2 separate regions of the Homo sapiens genome follow, and region 1 is linked to region 2. A link is a loop called in an ENCODE intact Hi-C map of the cell type or tissue named here. Cell type or tissue: endothelial cell of umbilical vein. All regions are shown on one strand. Links, peaks and the distances in the headings refer to the core of each region. The heading gives the core; the rest is flanking DNA. Region 1 overlaps MASP2 (MBL associated serine protease 2). Region 2 overlaps MTOR (mechanistic target of rapamycin kinase).

Evidence for each region. A loop is a pair of places that touch in the nucleus more often than their neighbours do. Peaks named below come from ENCODE experiments on the same cell type or tissue, not always from the same donor. Only the 100,000 strongest peaks of a DNase experiment are listed, where the experiment ranks them.
Region 1: a loop joins it to region 2, with 8 times the contacts of the local background. A loop is called at or near these places in 25 of 110 quality-filtered maps.

The regions. Positions count from the first base shown.
Region 1 is chr1:11,033,096-11,041,095 of GRCh38, reverse strand. It overlaps MASP2 (MBL associated serine protease 2), which reads left to right. Exons shown (of 11, transcript NM_006610.4): 7 at 3,285-3,403; 8 at 6,190-6,268. Among named protein-coding and RNA genes, the nearest start is that of MASP2, 10 kb to the left of the region's middle. In endothelial cell of umbilical vein, for the core only: a CTCF peak has its summit at 3,297 (motif pointing left); a DNase peak (open chromatin) is centred at 3,295.
Region 2 is chr1:11,233,598-11,243,217 of GRCh38, reverse strand. It overlaps MTOR (mechanistic target of rapamycin kinase), which reads left to right. Exons shown (of 58, transcript NM_004958.4): 9 at 1-104; 10 at 1,537-1,665; 11 at 2,671-2,915; 12 at 4,601-4,816; 13 at 5,170-5,375; 14 at 8,953-9,075. Among named protein-coding and RNA genes, the nearest start is that of MTOR, 24 kb to the left of the region's middle. RefSeq lists an enhancer at 1,111-1,670. In endothelial cell of umbilical vein, for the core only: no CTCF peak of the experiment used is centred there; a DNase peak (open chromatin) is centred at 6,097; H3K27ac peaks cover 1,190 bases.

The sequences.
Region 1 (8,000 bases), core at 1-8,000, 200 kb after region 2:
TCTATCCATCCACCTACCCACCCATCCTTCCACCCACCCATCCTTATATTCATCTACCCATCCACATATTCATCTACCCATCCACCCATCCTTCTGCCTACACATTCTTCTATCTATCCATCCATCCATCCATCCATCTTTCCAGCTATCTATCTACCCACCCATCCTTCTACTTACCAATCCTATCCATGCACCCATTCTTCTACCTACCTACCCATCCATCCATCCATCCATCCACCCACCCATTCTCCCAGTCATCCATCTGTCCACTCATTCTTCTACCTACCCATCTTTCTATCCATCCATCCATCCTTTATCCACCCACCCACCCATTCTTCTATTAATCTACCCATCCACCCAGTCTTCTACCTACACATCCATCCATCCATCCATCCATCTTTCCAGCTGTCCATCTATCCACCCACCCATTATTTTACCTACCAATCCTATCCATCCATCCATATACCCATCCATCCATCCTTTCAGCCATCCCTCTTTCCATTCACCCATTATTCTACCTACCAATCCTATCCATCCATCCACCCACCCATCCATTCATCCATCTACCCATTCTTTCAGCCATTCACCCACCCACCCTATCCATCCATCCGTTTTTTTTTTTTTTTTTTTAGACAAAGACTTGCTCTGTTGCCAGGCTGGAGTGCAGTGGCACAATCTCAGCTCACTGCAACCTCTGCCTCCTGGAACAAGCAAGTCTCCTGCCTCAGCCTCTAGAATAGCTGAGATTACAGGCATGCGCCACCATGCCCAGCTAATTTTTATATTTTTAGTAGAGGCAGAGTTTCACCATGTTGGACAGAATGGTCTTGATCTCTTGACCTCGTGATCCATCCGCCTTGGCCTCCCGAAGTGCTGGGATTACAGGCGTGAGCCACCGCGCCCAGCCCCATCCATCCATCCTTCTGTACATCTACCCACCCACCTACCCATCCTTCCATCCACCCATCCTTCTAGCCATCCATTCCTCTATTCATCCAACCATCCACCCATCCTTCTACCTACACATCCTTCTATGTATCCATCCATCCTTCCAACTGTCCATCTACCCACCCACCCATTCTTCTGCCTACCAATCCTATCCCTCATTCATCCACCCACCCATCCATTTACCCATCCGCCCATTCTTACAGCCATTCACCCACCCACCCATCCTATCCATCTATCCATCCATCTATCCATCCATCCATCCATCCATCCATCCATCCATCCTTCTATCCACCTACCTACCCACCCACCCATCCTTGCATCCACCCATCCTTCTATCTATCCATTCTTCTATTCATCCAACCATCCACCCGACCTTCTACCCACACATCCTTCTATCTATCCATCCATCCATCCTTCCAGCTATCCATCTATCCACCCACCCATCCTTCTACCTACCAATCCTATTCTTCCATCCATCCATGCATCCATTCATCCATCCACCCATCCACCTATATATCCACCCATATATCCATCCATCCATCCATCCATCATCCATCCATCCTTCCAGCCATCCATCTATCCATCCACCCATCCTTCTACCTACAGATCCCACCCATCCATCCATTCATCCATTCATTCTTTCATCCATCCTTCCAGCCATTCATCTGTCCATCCACCCATTCTTCTACCTTACTTATCTTTCTATCCAGCCAGCCATCTATCCATACACCCATCCTTCTGCCTACCAGTCCTTCTATCCACCAATCTATCCATCCATCCATCCATCCATCCATCCATCCATCCATCCATCCATCCACCATCCTTCCATCCACCCATCATTCCATCCTATGGATGTCTACTAGGGATATGTAACGTGGAAGCCACAGTTCTCACAGCCTCTGCTCAGTCCAGTAAGGGAACAGTCACAGAAACATAACCAGAGCCCTGTGGCAAGCACAGCCTAGAGCCAAGCACTGGGCAATGTGAGAGTCCAAAGGAGGACCTCACCAGACAGGGGCTAGGAGCTAGGAAGCTATCCTTGAATAGGAAATGCTGAGATTGAATTTAAAGGATAAGTGGGTGTTGGACAGAGTTCTAGGTGGCAGAAGAGTTCTAGGTGGCAGAAGAGTATGTGCAAAAGCCCAGAGGCTTCACTCTTCAGGGTGTGGAGCTGTGGAAGTTGAAGTGTGGGTATGAGTTGGGGCAGGGGAAAAAGGAGTTCTGACCATGGAGTGTTGCACCAGAGCCACAGCTTCAGCAGTTTGCAGCCAGGATCTACACACTCTGCCTCTCAGGACCACCCCCACTGGCCCTGGCTCTGCCCTCTGAGGCCCTGCCAGAACTTCCACCACCTCTTCGTCGTGACAGACACTCAAGTGCTAGAAGCCCTGGGCCTCCACAGGTCCACCAAGGCTGTCCCTGGAGATTGATTCCTCAAGGGGAGACTTTGGGACCTGCATGGGACTGAGAGCTTCCCCAGGCCACAGGCTGGGTCAGGGGCACCCAGGTGCACCCAGCTGCCCCAGCAGCTTGGCAGGGATCACTGGATGCTAGCAGGTGCTGGAGGGAGGAGAGGACTCCGAAACTGACCAGTGGGTTTTTAGGGGCAGCTGGGGAGCACTGAAGCCTTGGGGTGAGTGGAGGCCAGGGTTTGGGGGCCAGAGTGGAATGCAGCTCATGAGGGGAAGCCTGAGGCTCCCCAAATCAGCCTGGATCTTTAGTTTCAAGTCTGTCAGCCGGTTTTTCTCCCCATGCCATAACAGCTGTCCTATGGGGCTGCTGTGAGGGTTGATTACAGCTCCGCCAAGAACTAGCCTAGGTGCTTTGTATTTGATCTTCACAACAGCCCTGGGGCAACTATTATCGTCAACCGCCCCCCATCTTGCAGATGAAGAAACTGAGACTCAGAGAGGTTACACATAACCATGGGGAAATGGAGAGCTAGGATTTAAACACAGCTCCAGTCCCATGCAAGTCCCAAAGCCTCCCCTGAGCTCTTTTCCTCGGAGTTACACTCTCTCTTGGTTTTGAGCCATGGCTCTGAAGTTCCTGGCATGGAGCAGATGTTCTATTTGTGGGGACTGCACCATCTTCCCACATAACCCAGCTTTCTCACATACCTTTTGCTCAGTCCCAGGGAAAACAAGAAACCTTAATTTGCAAAAGCACCTGAGAGTTTAATCTTGCCTTTGGTTTTAAAGAACCCTACCCCACGTATGGTGAGCTCTCTTTACATGTTAAGTATTCTTTATAAACTAAGAACTTCAGATGGCTCGATTCAGTCTTGGCTGCTGTAGACCACATGAAAACCAACAAGCCTGGTTTCCTCTGCGCAGCGCAGCCTTGCCCTTATCCGATGGCGCCACCTAATGGCCACGTTTCACCTGTGCAAGCCAAATACATCCTGAAAGACAGCTTCTCCATCTTTTGCGAGACTGGCTATGAGCTTCTGCAAGTGAGTTAAAACAAAGTACACCACGATCAATGACGATTGCTTTGAAATGTAAACATATTTCTATCTGCAGATATGTGAAAGGAAAGTGAGAAAATCGTGTGTCAGCATGATTTCTTTTGTCTATCTTTAAATGATAAAAAGCCAAGAAATAAGTTTTCAGAGGACAAAAAGGATGGCTATGGAAAATGTGATTCTGAATCCCGCCCTTTTTTCTTTCTTTCTTTATACTTAACTTTAAATTTACATAAGCGAGCCCTTTGTTTTAAAGCTAGTTTGGAAAGCTGGTGATTAAAATGGGCAACTTGGCCAGGCGCGGTGGCTCACACCTGTATTCCCAGCACTTTGGGAGGCAGAGGCAGGCAGATCACTTGAGGCCAGGAGTTCAAGACCAGCCTGGCCAACGTGGTGAAACCCCGTCTCCACTAAAAATACAAAAATTAGATGAGGTAGTAGCCCCGTCTCCACTAAAAATACAAAAATTATTAGGTGGCGGGCGCCTGTAATCCCAGCTACTCGGGTGGCTGAGGCAGGAGAATCACTTGAGCCTGGGAGGCGCAGGTTGCGGTGAGCCGAAATCACACCACTGCACTCCAGCCTGGGTGACAGAGCAAGACTCTGTCTCAAAAAAATATATAAAATAAAATAAAACGGGCAACTTTTCTGTTGGTCACACACGACAGCAGCTCTTTGTGAAGTGGCTGGAATGACAGAAAGATGAGTTTGCTATCCTGTTCCATGTGCCCAGTCTTGCATCAAATTAAAGTTCTCCCCCTGGTCAAATGACCTTTCCATGAAACAACTCCTGGGCCCACAAAAAAGTAGACAGCCCCGGGAAAGAGTATATTCTGCAAAGTTATAAATAGTGGTCACTGTTAAGGGAGGAGTATAATTTTAAAAAATGCTTAGCGTGTTGCTTTAGGGGCACAGGTAAGAAATTAACACGTCCTCTTTATGTTCTTCAAAATTGTCATGGAATCCCAGTGGTAAAAAGTAATAACATTGGAACGATAGCTAGGTATGCAATCCACAGTCCTGTGGCGGGTCAAAAAAAAAAAAAAAAAAAGAGAGACACTTTTCCCACCTTGCAAACTTCTTGTGCAGGCTCTTTTCCACAGCTCCTCGGACCACAGACTTCTTTAGTTTCTTTTTTTTTTGTTTTTTTTTTTTTTTTTTTTTTTTTTTGAGACGGAGTCTCGCTCTGTCGCCCAGGCCGGACTGCGGACTGCAGTGGCGCAATCTCGGCTCACTGCAAGCTCCGCTTCCCGGGTTCACGCCATTCTCCTGCCTCAGCCTCCCGAGTAGCTGGGACTACAGGCGCCCGCCACCGCGCCCGGCTAATTTTTTGTATTTTTAGTAGAGACGGGGTTTCACCTTGTTAGCCAGGATGGTCTCGATCTCCTGACCTCATGATCCACCCGCCTCGGCCTCCCAAAGTGCTGGGATTACAGGCGTGAGCCACCGCGCCCGGCGACTTCTTTAGTTTCTGACTTAACACAAGAAGACCTGAAATCCTTTGCGGCACAGGGTTTCTGCCAAAGCCATCTTCTTTTATTTTAATGTTTGATTTTAGAAAAACATTATCTTAGCAAGTCGAAAAATGTTTCCCTGTGAATGACGCTGGCGGTGAAAGCTGATGGACAGCACACAGACGAAGCTCACAAAAGAACTCTTAGTAGCCCTCCTCCAGCTAATGGCCACCAGCTAGACAGATACACAGACACACTTGCAAGTCTGATCACACCTGCTTTCTCAAACTTGTCACCACAGTCCTCTGGCTTTTTTTTTTTTTTTTTTTTTTGGACAGGGTCTCACTTTGTCACCCAGGCTGGAGTGCAGTGGCACGATCACAGCTCACCACAGCCTTGACCTCTCAGGCTCAAGCAATCCTCTCACCCCAGCCTCCCAAGTAGCTGGGACTACAGGCAAGCGCCAACACGCCCGGCTAACTTTTGTCTTTTTTGTAGAGGTGGGGGTCTCACTATGTTGCCCAGGCTGGTCTTGAACTTCTGAGCTCAAGCAATCCTCCCACCTCGGCCTCCCAATGTGCTGGGATTACAGGTGTGAACCACTGCGCCTGGTCCTCTGTCACTTTATATAAAGAAATGGTGGAACATCAGATGCAGAAATGTTGAGATATGATGATGATGATGATGATGATGATGATTTGAGACAGGGTCTCACTCTATCACCTAGGCTGGAGTGCAGTGTTGCAATATCGGCTCACTGCAACCCCCGCCTCACAGGTTCAAGCAATTCTCCTGCCTCAACCTCCTGAGGAGCTGGGATTACAGGTGCACGCCACCATGCCAGGCTAATTTTTTGTATTTTTTTAGTAGAGACAGGGTTTCACCATGCTGGCCAGGCTGGTCTTGAACTCCTCACCTCAAGTGATCCACCCGCCTTGGTCTCCAGGAGTGTCGGGATTACAGGCATGAGCCACCGCACCTGGCTGAGATCTGATATGTTTTTGTATTAGGGTGAAAAGCAAAAAAAAAATTATAAATTGCTGCAAAGGTTCCATCTGATTCATAAAATGCCAATACCTGTTGAGTGATGAAATACGTAACCTAGGTGGCATAGACGTGCACCGAGGCGGTGGGGCAGTGCGTCCATGTGCCAGGCATCCCCCCAACCCCAGCACACGCAGATACTAGTCATGTGTGCTGCCACCCCCTTCAGGAGCACCTCGTAAAACACTAGAATAGGAACTGCTGTGAGAGCACAGCTTTGGGGAGTGATTTTATGATATAAACAAGGAAATTAATATATTCTGAATTCTTCTTTAGGGTCACTTGCCCCTGAAATCCTTTACTGCAGTTTGTCAGAAAGATGGATCTTGGGACCGGCCAATGCCCGCGTGCAGCAGTACGGTCGTGTGGTGACTACAGGCCCCATAACCGCCCGGAACTCCCTCTGCTGCTACTGTTGCTGCTTCTATTGCTTCTCTGGTTTTCTGTTTACTTTCTTTTTTCTTTCCCTTTTTTTTTTTTTTCTGAGACAGGGTCTTGCTCTGTTGCCCAGACTGGAGTGCAGCGGTGTGATCTCGGCTCACTGCAATTTCTATCTTTCCAGGCTTAAGCAATCCTCCTGCCTCAGCCTCCTGAGTAGCTGGGACCACAGGCACCTGACACCACGCCTGGCTAATTTTTGTATTATTTGTAGAGACAGAGTTTTGCCATGTTGCCCAGGCTGGTCTCGAACTCCTGACCTCAAGTGATCCACCGGTCTCAGCCTCCCAAAGTGCTAAGATTACAGGCGTGAGCCACTGTGCCCGGATCCTTGGTTTTTTTTTTTTAATGATCCATTTATCAGCCCTTGAATTTCAAATTTGCTTCTTTTTACTCATCTCTCAGTGCATTCTTAGAGGTTAAAACAGAACCAACCTACTAGGGAAGGTATGTGCTTTAGAAAAATATGTTCTTTGACAAGGTTTTTTTTTTTTTTTTTTTCTGAGAAGGGTCTCATTCTGTTGCCCAGGCTGGAGTACAGTGGTACAATCTCAGATCACTGCAACCTCTGTCTCCTGGGTTCAAGCGATTCTCCCACGTCAGCTACCCCCAGGAGCTGGGAGGCACTACCAGCACATGTCACTACACCCGGCTAATTTTTGTATTTTTAGTAGAGATGGGGTTTCACCATGTTGGCCAGGCTGATCTCGAACTCCTGACCTCAGGTGATCTGCCCACCTGGGCCTCCCAAAGTGTGTGAGAGAGAGAGAGAGAGAGAGTGTGTGTGTGTGTGTGTGTGTGTGTGTGTGTGTGTGTGTCGGAGTCTCACTCTGTCACCCAGGCTGGAGTGCGGTGACAATCTCGGCTCACTGCAACCTCTGCCTCCCGGGTTCAAGAGATTCTCATGCCTCAGCCTCCTGAGTAGCTAGGATTACAGGCACATGCCACCACGCACGGCTAATTTTTGTATTTTTTTGGTAAAGACGAGGTTTCACCATGTTGGCCAGGCTGGTCTCAAACTCCTGACGTCAAGTGATCTGCCCGCCTCAGGCTTCCAAAGTGTGTTCTTTGACAATATTTTTTTCTTTTTTTTCTTTTTGGAGACGGAGTCTCACTCTGTTGCCCAGGCTGGAGTGCGGTGGTGCAATCTTGGCTCACTGCAACCTCTGCCTGCTGAGTTCAAGCAATTCTCCTGCCTCAGCTTCCTGAGTAGCTGAGACTACAGGCACACACCGCCACACCTGGCTAAGTTTTTGTATTTTAGTAGAGATGGTATTTCACCGTGCTGCCCAAGCTGGTCTTGAACTCCTGAGCTCAGGCAACCCACCTGCCTCGGCCTCCCAAAGCGCTAGTAGTACAGGCATGAGCCACAGCGCCCAGCCTGACAATATTTTTTTCTTTTTCTTTTTTTTTTTGGAGACGCAGTTTTGTTCTTGTTGCCCAGGCTGGAGTACAATGGCGTGATCTTGGCTCACCGCAACCTCTGCCTCCCAGGTTCAAGCGATTCTCCTGCCTCAGCCTCCCTAGTAGCTGGGATTACAGGCATGTGCTACCACGCCCGGCTAATTTTGTATTTTTAGTAGAGACGGGGTTTCTCCATGTTGGTCAGGCTGGTCTCGAACTCCCGCCCTCAGGGGATCCACCCACCT
Region 2 (9,620 bases), core at 1,620-9,619:
CTGGGGCTACTTTCTGTGGCTGTGAGGTCTGAGTTTAAGGTCTATTTGCCTCGCGTGCTGGACATCATCCGAGCGGCCCTGCCCCCAAAGGACTTCGCCCATAAGTAAGCACCTCTGTTATGATTTCACCTTCCACTCCATTTGGTTGGAGAGGAAGGACGCTCTATTTCAGATCCACGGAGCTTACGCCCATTTTTTGCATCATTAAACTCCAGGGTATAGCAAATCATATGAAGAACAGCCCTTCCTTAGTTGAATTCTAAGCTTTTCCAAATGAAATAACATATATGAAATATTTGGGGAGGTTGAATACCCTGAGAACATGTGAGATGCCAATGCTATTTTCAGTGTTATTATTTACTGGGAATCTGCTAGTTTTGCTTTTTTCTCTGGCTTTTAAAAGTCTTATTTTGATATAAGACCTAAAGAGAGGAATCCTTGACTGGAACTGAAGGGACCTAAGGGTCATCTTTTTCCTCATCGCTGAAGTTGAATAAGTTATTCCACCTCTTTAAACCTCCTGGCGAATAAAATATGAGAAAACCCCTCAGCATCCTGCCAGATGGAGAGACTGGGGTGTCTTCGCTAAGGCGAGGGGGTCAGTGTTCATCATCCTTTGTCTCAGGTTGTCTTTATACTTCCCTGTTTATTAGCGAAGATTGCTGTGGTGAATTAATACGCCCCACTCATTCTTTTTTTTTTTTTTTTTTTTTTTTTGAGATGGAGTCTTACTTTGGTTGCCCAGGCCGGAGTGCAGTGGCACGGTCTTGGGTCACTGCAACCTCCTCCTCTCAGGTTCAAGCGATTCTCCTGCCTCAGCCTCCTGAGTAGCTGGGATTACAGGCATGTGCCACTATGCCAAGCTAATAATTGTATTTTTTTGTAGACACAGGTTTTCACCATTTTGGCCGGGCTGGTCTCGAACTCCTGGCCTCAAGTGATCCACCCACCTTAGCCTCCCAAGTAGCTGGGACTACAGGCGTGTGCCAGCACGCCCAGCTAATTTTTGTATTTTTAGTAGAGGCGGGGTTTCACCATGTTGGCCAGGCTGGTCTCGAACTCCTGACCTCAGGTGATCCACCCACCTCCGCCTCCCAGAGTGCTGGGATTACAGGCGTGAGTCGCTGCGCCTGGCCCCATTCTAAAGCCCAGCATTCTCATCATAGAAGAATTTCTTTCCATATGATGGCTGTGTACTGCCTTCTTGTCCCTGATGAACACATTGTTCAGCTCTCTTCCTACATAATTATCTTGGTGAGCACCACAATAACCCATATGGTATAGCTGTGTGAATTCAGAAAAAAGGCCCCTTCCTTAAGACACTTTACTGCCATCTGCTGGATTGTTGTAGAAATGTACAAATCTACAGTAATTGTGATGTGATGGGTCCCTTTGAACTGTGCTCTGGACAATTTGCATACCCATCTGTGGTAGCCCTGCCTGAGTAACCTGCTCTCCTTGCCCCAAGGTGATTTTGAGGTGGGACATTAAAGAATGTCATTATGTCTCAACTAGCCACTCTCCATTTCTCTACAGGAGGCAGAAGGCAATGCAGGTGGATGCCACAGTCTTCACTTGCATCAGCATGCTGGCTCGAGCAATGGGGCCAGGCATCCAGCAGGATATCAAGGAGCTGCTGGAGCCCATGCTGGCAGTGGGACTAAGGTGGGTGTCAGAAACCTGAGCTTGCCCTGTATCAGCGTGAGGCTTGGCCCCCAGTGTTGGGACTGTTAAAAGAATGAGGCATGGTTGTTTGCACATTCAACTGGATGGACAGGATAGCTTAGACTAAACACACAGGCTAGTACTGAATCCTAGTTTCATCACTAGCTTTCTATATGATCTTGACTAAGTTATTTAATTTCCCCGAGCCTCATTTTTTTTTTTTTTTTTTTTTGAGAAGGGGTCTCGCTCTGTCGCCCAGGCTGGAGTGCAGTGGCCCAGTCTTGGCTCACTGCAAGCTCCGCCTCCCGGGTTCACGCCATTCTCCTGCCTCAGCCTCCTGAGTAGCTGGGACTACAGGCGCCTGCCACCACGCCTGGCTAATTCTTTGTATTTTTAGTAGAGTTGGGGTTTCAGTGTGTTAGCCAGGATGGTCTCGATCTCCTGACCTTGTGATCCGCCCACCTCGGCTCCCAAAGTGCTGAGATTACAGGTGTGAGCCACCGCGCCTGGCCTCATTTTTTTTTTTTAATCTGAAAAGTGGGTGCAATAGTAATTCTTATTGCCTAGGGTTGCTGTGGGTTCATGGTATAGTCACTCTTAGCACCATGCCTGGCATATAGGAAGTACTCAATAAATATTTGCAAATATTGTGTATATTATTATTGAGCAAGTTGCTTAAGCTTCCTAAACTAAGTTCTCTTCATCTGTAAAATAAGGACAGTGTTCTTAATCTGCTTCCCAGAGTGTTTGTTGAGACTTGGTCTTCTGTAGTGGCTGAATTATAGTGAGCAAGTCTTCTGTGGCAAGAACCAGAAACTCATAGATTGTTTGGAGACCTGAGACTAAGCCAAGAGAGTTTACACTTTTATTCTTATTTTATAATATCCTTTCTACTCTGAAGAACAGAGGCCTGATCCCCTTGCTGGGAGAGAAAGCTGTTTCTTCCCAAGAACAGACTGAGTGTCATGTGCCCAGCCCTTATGTGACTTGTTTCCTTCCCCTCAGCCCTGCCCTCACTGCAGTGCTCTACGACCTGAGCCGTCAGATTCCACAGCTAAAGAAGGACATTCAAGATGGGCTACTGAAAATGCTGTCCCTGGTCCTTATGCACAAACCCCTTCGCCACCCAGGCATGCCCAAGGGCCTGGCCCATCAGCTGGCCTCTCCTGGCCTCACGACCCTCCCTGAGGCCAGCGATGTGGGCAGCATCACTCTTGCCCTCCGAACGCTTGGCAGCTTTGAATTTGAAGGTAAGAAATTACAACGGCTCTTGCCAAGATAGTGAGAGATGCTGGAAACTTTGGGAAAGGAATGAAGGTATCTAGGATTCCTGGATCTTGCTGGGGTGCTAAAGACAGGGTAGCTGATTCTGTAGCAGCTCATCCTTCCTAGACTCTTTCCACGTATTGGTAATTCCTACTTTTGTTTCTTTGTCCCATACTGAGTTTGGGGGCAAATGGTTTGAGGGAAAGTATACGTTGATCCAAGGAAATAATGCTTCAGAGACAGATCCCCCTCACATCCTCACTTTTCCACTTCTTTGTAGCTGAGATGGTATGTAATGCTTTAAAATGTATAAGTAGGGGCTTTTGGGTGTTTCCATGTCTATGGCAGTATGATTTCTTTTTTCTTTCTTTTTTTTTTTTTTTTGAGACAAAGTCTCTCTGTTGCCCAGGCTGATGTGCAGTGGCACAATCTCAGCTCACTGCAACCTCTGCCTCCTGGGTTCAAGCGATTCTCCTGCCACAGCCTCCCGAGTAGCTGGGACTATAGGCGCGTGTCACCACACCCGGCTAATTTTTGTATTTTTGGTAGAGATGGGGTTTCACCATGTTGGCCAGGTTGGTCTGGAACTCCTGACCTCAAGTGATCTGCCTGCCTCGACCTCCCAAAGTGCTGGGATTATATCCATGAGCCACTGTGCCCGGCTGGCGGTATGATTTCTAAAAGTACCATACTGTGTAGTTCTAAACTGCAAATAAACCCATAATAATACCCCACAGAGATATATTTCAGGGGGAGAAGTTGATACTTTTGAAATTTAAGATCATATAGGTAGTATTGGTCAAGAATGTGGGGAAACAAGCAAGTACAGAAAGCCTGAACATGCTGTCTGGAGACAGCCACCCATGGTTTCTCTATTGCAGTTCCTCCACTTAACATTGATTCACACCCATGATAATTTATTTCTAGTGAATAGAAAGTAGCTATGTTTAAACCCAGCCTACACAGACTCTTTGTCTGGTATTTAAATCCGGGAACTAAAAGAGGCAAGGTAAATTTGATCAAGAATTGTATTATCCTCTGAGAATGTAAGGGGTTGAGTTGGAATAAAACAAAATAATTTATTATTTAAAGGGAATATAAAAAGGCTAGGATTGGGGGATACCTTTTATCTGTCTCTTTGCTCCTTCACCACCCCCTTTTACCTTTCTGCTGATTGAAATCCCCCTTGTTACCCTTTAAAAGTTCTGGGTCAGGCCTGGCGCGGTGGCTTACGCCTATAATCCCAGCACTTTGGGAGGCCGAGGCGGGCGGATCACAAGGTCAGGAGATCGAGACCATCCTAGCTAACATGGTGAAACGCTGTCTCTAATAAAAATACCAAAAAAAAAAAAAAAAATTAGCCAGGCGTGGTGGTAGGCACCTGTAGTCCCAGCTACTCAGGAGGCTGAGGCAGGAGAATGGTGTGAACCCGGGAGGCGGAGCCTGCAGTGAGTGGAGATTGCGCCACTGCACTCCAGCCTGGGCGACAGAGCAAGACTCCGTCTCAAAAAAAAAAAAAAGAAGAGTTCCGGGTCAGTATCGTATTGATCAATATCTAGTTGAAAGTAGAATTAGTAGCCTCAAAATGGAAAATTCAGCTAGCAAGCTGCAGACCTACCTGTCTACAGCAGCAGTGTTTATTCTGTTTTCTCTCTGCCTTTCTATCCAGGCCACTCTCTGACCCAATTTGTTCGCCACTGTGCGGATCATTTCCTGAACAGTGAGCACAAGGAGATCCGCATGGAGGCTGCCCGCACCTGCTCCCGCCTGCTCACACCCTCCATCCACCTCATCAGTGGCCATGCTCATGTGGTTAGCCAGACCGCAGTGCAAGTGGTGGCAGATGTGCTTAGCAAACTGCTCGTAGTTGGGATAACAGATCCTGGTAAGGCTTGCCAGACAGAAGGAATCTAGGGGAGTTAAGGAGCTTAGGACAATTGGGAGTAGCCAGTTTCATTACATGGCCTCTCTAGAGTTCTTCGGCTCAAAAAGCTGATATTCAGCTATTTCTCTGCCAAGGCGTGTTAGGCATGGCTACTGTAGCCTTTGGTGTAAGATAATCTACCTTTAATTCTTTTGTCTTTTACTCTTGTGAGTAGAGAAAAGAATGACAGAGGTTAGATGAGAAAAAGCATCTGGAATCTTCCCACTACGCTGATGGCAGTGGAGGTAGAAGCTGGGAAGGGCTGGAGTGATGGGATCATGAGGAAATGTTCAAAGGCTCCATTGCTCTTGCAGACCCTGACATTCGCTACTGTGTCTTGGCGTCCCTGGACGAGCGCTTTGATGCACACCTGGCCCAGGCGGAGAACTTGCAGGCCTTGTTTGTGGCTCTGAATGACCAGGTGTTTGAGATCCGGGAGCTGGCCATCTGCACTGTGGGCCGACTCAGTAGCATGAACCCTGCCTTTGTCATGCCTTTCCTGCGCAAGATGCTCATCCAGGTAACCGAGGTGATGGCCAGACCCACAGGCAGGGAAGACAGGACTCTCGCTGTGAGAACTGCTTGAGGAAGCGGAGTTGAGGACAAGGATGGGGGAGAAAGATTGAGGTACCTGGTAAAAGCCGCATTTGTCTGCAAAGGTCCAAATGTTTCCCTGGCTTTATAATGGCAGTTCCAGTGCTCATCACCTCATGAGCCCTTTGTCAATATGACTCTAAGGTGGTTCAGAGTCCTCTCATGCAGCTCTTTCTTTTTCCTGGCAAGTCACCAGTGATCCCATTTCTTGGCCCTCTTTGCTTGCTGGGTTGATCTGCTGCAGATGGTGTCAGACTTCCCAGCGCCTCCCTATCCTTCAGCTCTCCTGCTTTTCTTGCTGGTGCCAGGTCAAGCACGGAGGCCGTTGTTCTTCACAAAAATAACCAGTGTGAGACCGTTTCCACTATTTGTTCTAATAGTCATTGCTCCAGTCTGTGATCCTGGCTTTCGTTCTTAAATAATATGAGAATGCCAAGCTCAGCTGCTTGGTCTGTAGCGTAAGGTAGAATTGCTCTGGAGACATGGCTCCTCAGTTTTTGTCTTCACCTACTGAGTAAGATCTGTGGCCTCCTGGTGAGCAATACATGGAGTCCTGCCAATACACCAGTCCTGCCTGGTGAAGTTATTTCCACCTGCCTCTTGTGGGTCTCTATGTTGCTCACCCAGTCATTTCCTGTCCCCATTGCTCACTGTTTGCTTCCTGATCCTCCTTCATGGTTTGTTTTGAAGTAAACACTTTTTATAACATATAAGGAACTTAAACATAGAAAATCATTAATATATGTAACTCACTCTAGAGAAATGTTTGTTCACAATTTGTTATAAAGTGGCTGTAAATTATATCATCAGTCAACAAATTAGGAAGTTGTACTTATGTTGGCACTTCTATTTTTAGCGTAATGATTTATTTAACTGCCGGCCTGCGTTAGAAGTGCCTGCCATTTTAAGTCTTAAAAACATTCCTCAGTTATAGGAAGGAATAGAAATCATTGTTGAAGGCCGGGCGTGGTGGCTCATGCCTGTAATCCCAGCACTTTGGGAGGCCGAGGTGGCCAGATCACCTGGGGTCAGGAGTTCAAGACCAGCCTGGCCAACATGGTGAAACCCCATCTCTACTAAAAATAAAAAAAAAATAGCCAGGCATGTTGGCAGGCGTCTGTAATACCAGCTACTCTGGAGGCTGGTGCAGGGAGAATTGCTTGAACCCAGGAGGTGAAGGTTGCAGTGAGCCGAGAGCGCGCCACTGCACTCCAGCCTGGCGACAGAGCGAGACTCTGTCTCAAAAAAAAAAAAAAAAACGTGAAATCACTGTTGAGCCTGCCAGCTCAAATCATGCTAAATTAATTTGGCGTAGAAATATCTCCTAAACGGCTGAGTGCAGTGTCTCATGTCTGTTATCCCAGCACATTGGGAGGCCAAGGCAGGCGGATCACAGGAGCCCAAGAGTTTGACAAGACCAGCCTGGGGAACATGACAAACCACGTCTCTACAAAATATACGAAAGTTAGCTGGGTGTAGTGGTGCATACCTGTAGTCCTAGCTACTCAGGAGGCTGAGGTGGGAGGATCACTTGAGCCTGGTAAGTTGTGGATGCAGTGAGCCGTGATTGTGCCACTGCACTCCAGCCTGGGTGACAGAGTGAGACCCTATCTCAAAAAAAAAAAAAAAAAGGAAAAAATAAGAAATACCTCCTAATGAGAATATCAATATGTTCATTCTGTCAGCAGACTTTTTGACCACATGCTATGTTCCAGGTACTGCTGGGCACTGGGAATATAGCAGTCAACAAGCCAGGCGTGGCTGCAATCTTCTTTCTTTTTTTTTTTTGAGACACAGTCTCGCTCTGTCGCCAGGCTGGAGTGCAGTAGTGTGATCTTGGCTCACTGCAACCTCCACCTCCCAGGTTCAAGCGATTCTCCTGCCTTGGCCTCCTGAGTAGCTGGGACTACAGGCGCCCGCCACCACGCCCAGCTAATTTTTGTATTTTTAGTAGAGATGGAGTTTCTCCATGTTGGCCAGGCTGGTCTCAATCTCTTGACCTCATGGTCTGCCCGCTTCGGCCTCCCAAAGTGCTGGGATTACAGGTGTGAGCCACCTCGCCCGGCTGGCTCTAATCTTCTTAAAGCTGATATTAAGCTATCAGGCCATTTCATTTTTTCAATATTGCAGAGTGTGAAGCTCCTTTGAATGAATTTATGTACTGAATTTAGCCCTTGAAATGTTAAAATTACTCTTTTTTGTTTTTAAACTTTGATATAGATTTTTCCAAATTGAGGTGTACATTTTCATGCCTTGGTAAAGGCTTTGGTGTTTTGTTTTGTTTTGAGACAGAATCTCACTCTGTCACCAAGGTTAGAGTGCAATGGTGGGATCTCGTCTCACTGCAACCTCTGCCTCTTGGGCTCGAGCAGTCCACCTGCCTCAGCCTCCTAAAGTGCTGGGATTACAGGCATGAGCCACCGTGCCTGGCCGACTTTGGCCTTTCTTGCGGTCTTGGTCATCAGGGTGGGCATTGGTTATTGTTATTAGGATGCAGTGAGGCTCTCGGGCTCTAAGTGAACCTGGGGTTCTTTGGATTGGCCCCGCACTGCTGCAGATAGTTGGGCTCTGCTCCGTGAGGCACATTTCCTTGCAGTCAGCCATGTCTTCTTGGTGCTGCAGGTCTATTCTCAGTATCCCCTTCATTTCTTTTCCCTGTGGTCTGCTATGACTGGGGAAAACAGGCTGCCAGGGGAATCCAGAAAAATCGGGTTATTAAGTCAGTAACCTAAGACAAAATGTAATGTTAAATTGTAGACTCCTCTGGGTAGCTGAGTTAACCTGAGCTCTGTGACATCTGCTTTTGTCACTGCTCATCGATTTCCTTCTGGCAGCTTTATCCAGAAATCTGTCTATATTATGCTGTCTATGTCACCATGAGCAAGATATGCTGATTTGCTGGTGTCCTAAGGATGTCAGCTAGAACCAATGTGTTATCTCCAGTCAGTAAGGCTTCGGGGGATCCTGCCAGTGTGATCCCCACCTATTGAGGTTTATCTAGATATGCCCCAAACAGCTACAGAGTATCAGCACTTCTCTTGGCATCATAGCTGTTCTAACTGTTCTTTGATTCCTTTGCCATTATTTGTAGTCTTCAGTAATTTGCTGTCTGGACAAAGATTTTTCTCCCAAGGGGCCCTACCTTCTTTCCTCATTTTTATAGAACCCTACTCACAGCTCTCCCTGTTGGTTTTCTCAGTCTTCTCTGGCTGTGCTACATGGTTAAAAGCTCTGCTTTAGAGAGGGCCATGGGACATTGGAGTGCTGTGATAAAAGGAAAGGGAGCAGGTTTTCGAATAGTTTTTCTTCCTGTCACAGCTGTATCTAAGGCTGTTCTGCCTGTTGCAGAAAAGTCTGTTGCTCATTGAGTATCTAGCAGCTACTTCATCTGTCGTGGAGGTCTGGGTTTTTCCCCCAGTTCCCTGCCACTTTTTCTGTTGGACACAGTCTCTCTCTAGAATGTCTTCTGCCATAGAGAACATATGAGCCTTTCTTCCCTACAGATTTTGACAGAGTTGGAGCACAGTGGGATTGGAAGAATCAAAGAGCAGAGTGCCCGCATGCTGGGGCACCTGGTCTCCAATGCCCCCCGACTCATCCGCCCCTACATGGAGCCTATTCTGAAGGTAACACAAACCGAGAGGCTGGTGCTTTCTCTGTGCGTTGTCATCAGCTCATATGGGGAGATGGGAGTGTTTCAGTGTTCACTAGTACACTGAACAAAGTAGGTGATTTCTTTGCTCTCACGCTTGGAGACCAAAGGGCCATATCAAGCACTTTCAGTTAAAGAATACCAAGAATCTTATCAGTTGCAGGAAAGTGCTGTCCTTACAAGAGGTAAGAGTTAATGCTTCAGGCACATCATCGCAGATGTTTGGAAAGGAGAAGTAGGTAGATAGTAGCATAAAATAGCTCGCCCAAAATGAGGAAAAAATGAGCTTGAAAATCTGAAACAACCTTCAAATCTCAACACATTAGAGTCACGTGAAGTCCTTTATAATGTATGTTAATCTGGATGAACAATCACTGAGACTCGGTTTAGAGGAGACATGAGAAATACTTTCACATTATGGTGCTTCCCAGCTCTCTCACATGTCAGACTTAGACTTCATATGGAGAAAAGTTTGAGAATTTACATTCCAGAGAAATCTTGGATTCATAAAGCCTAGAA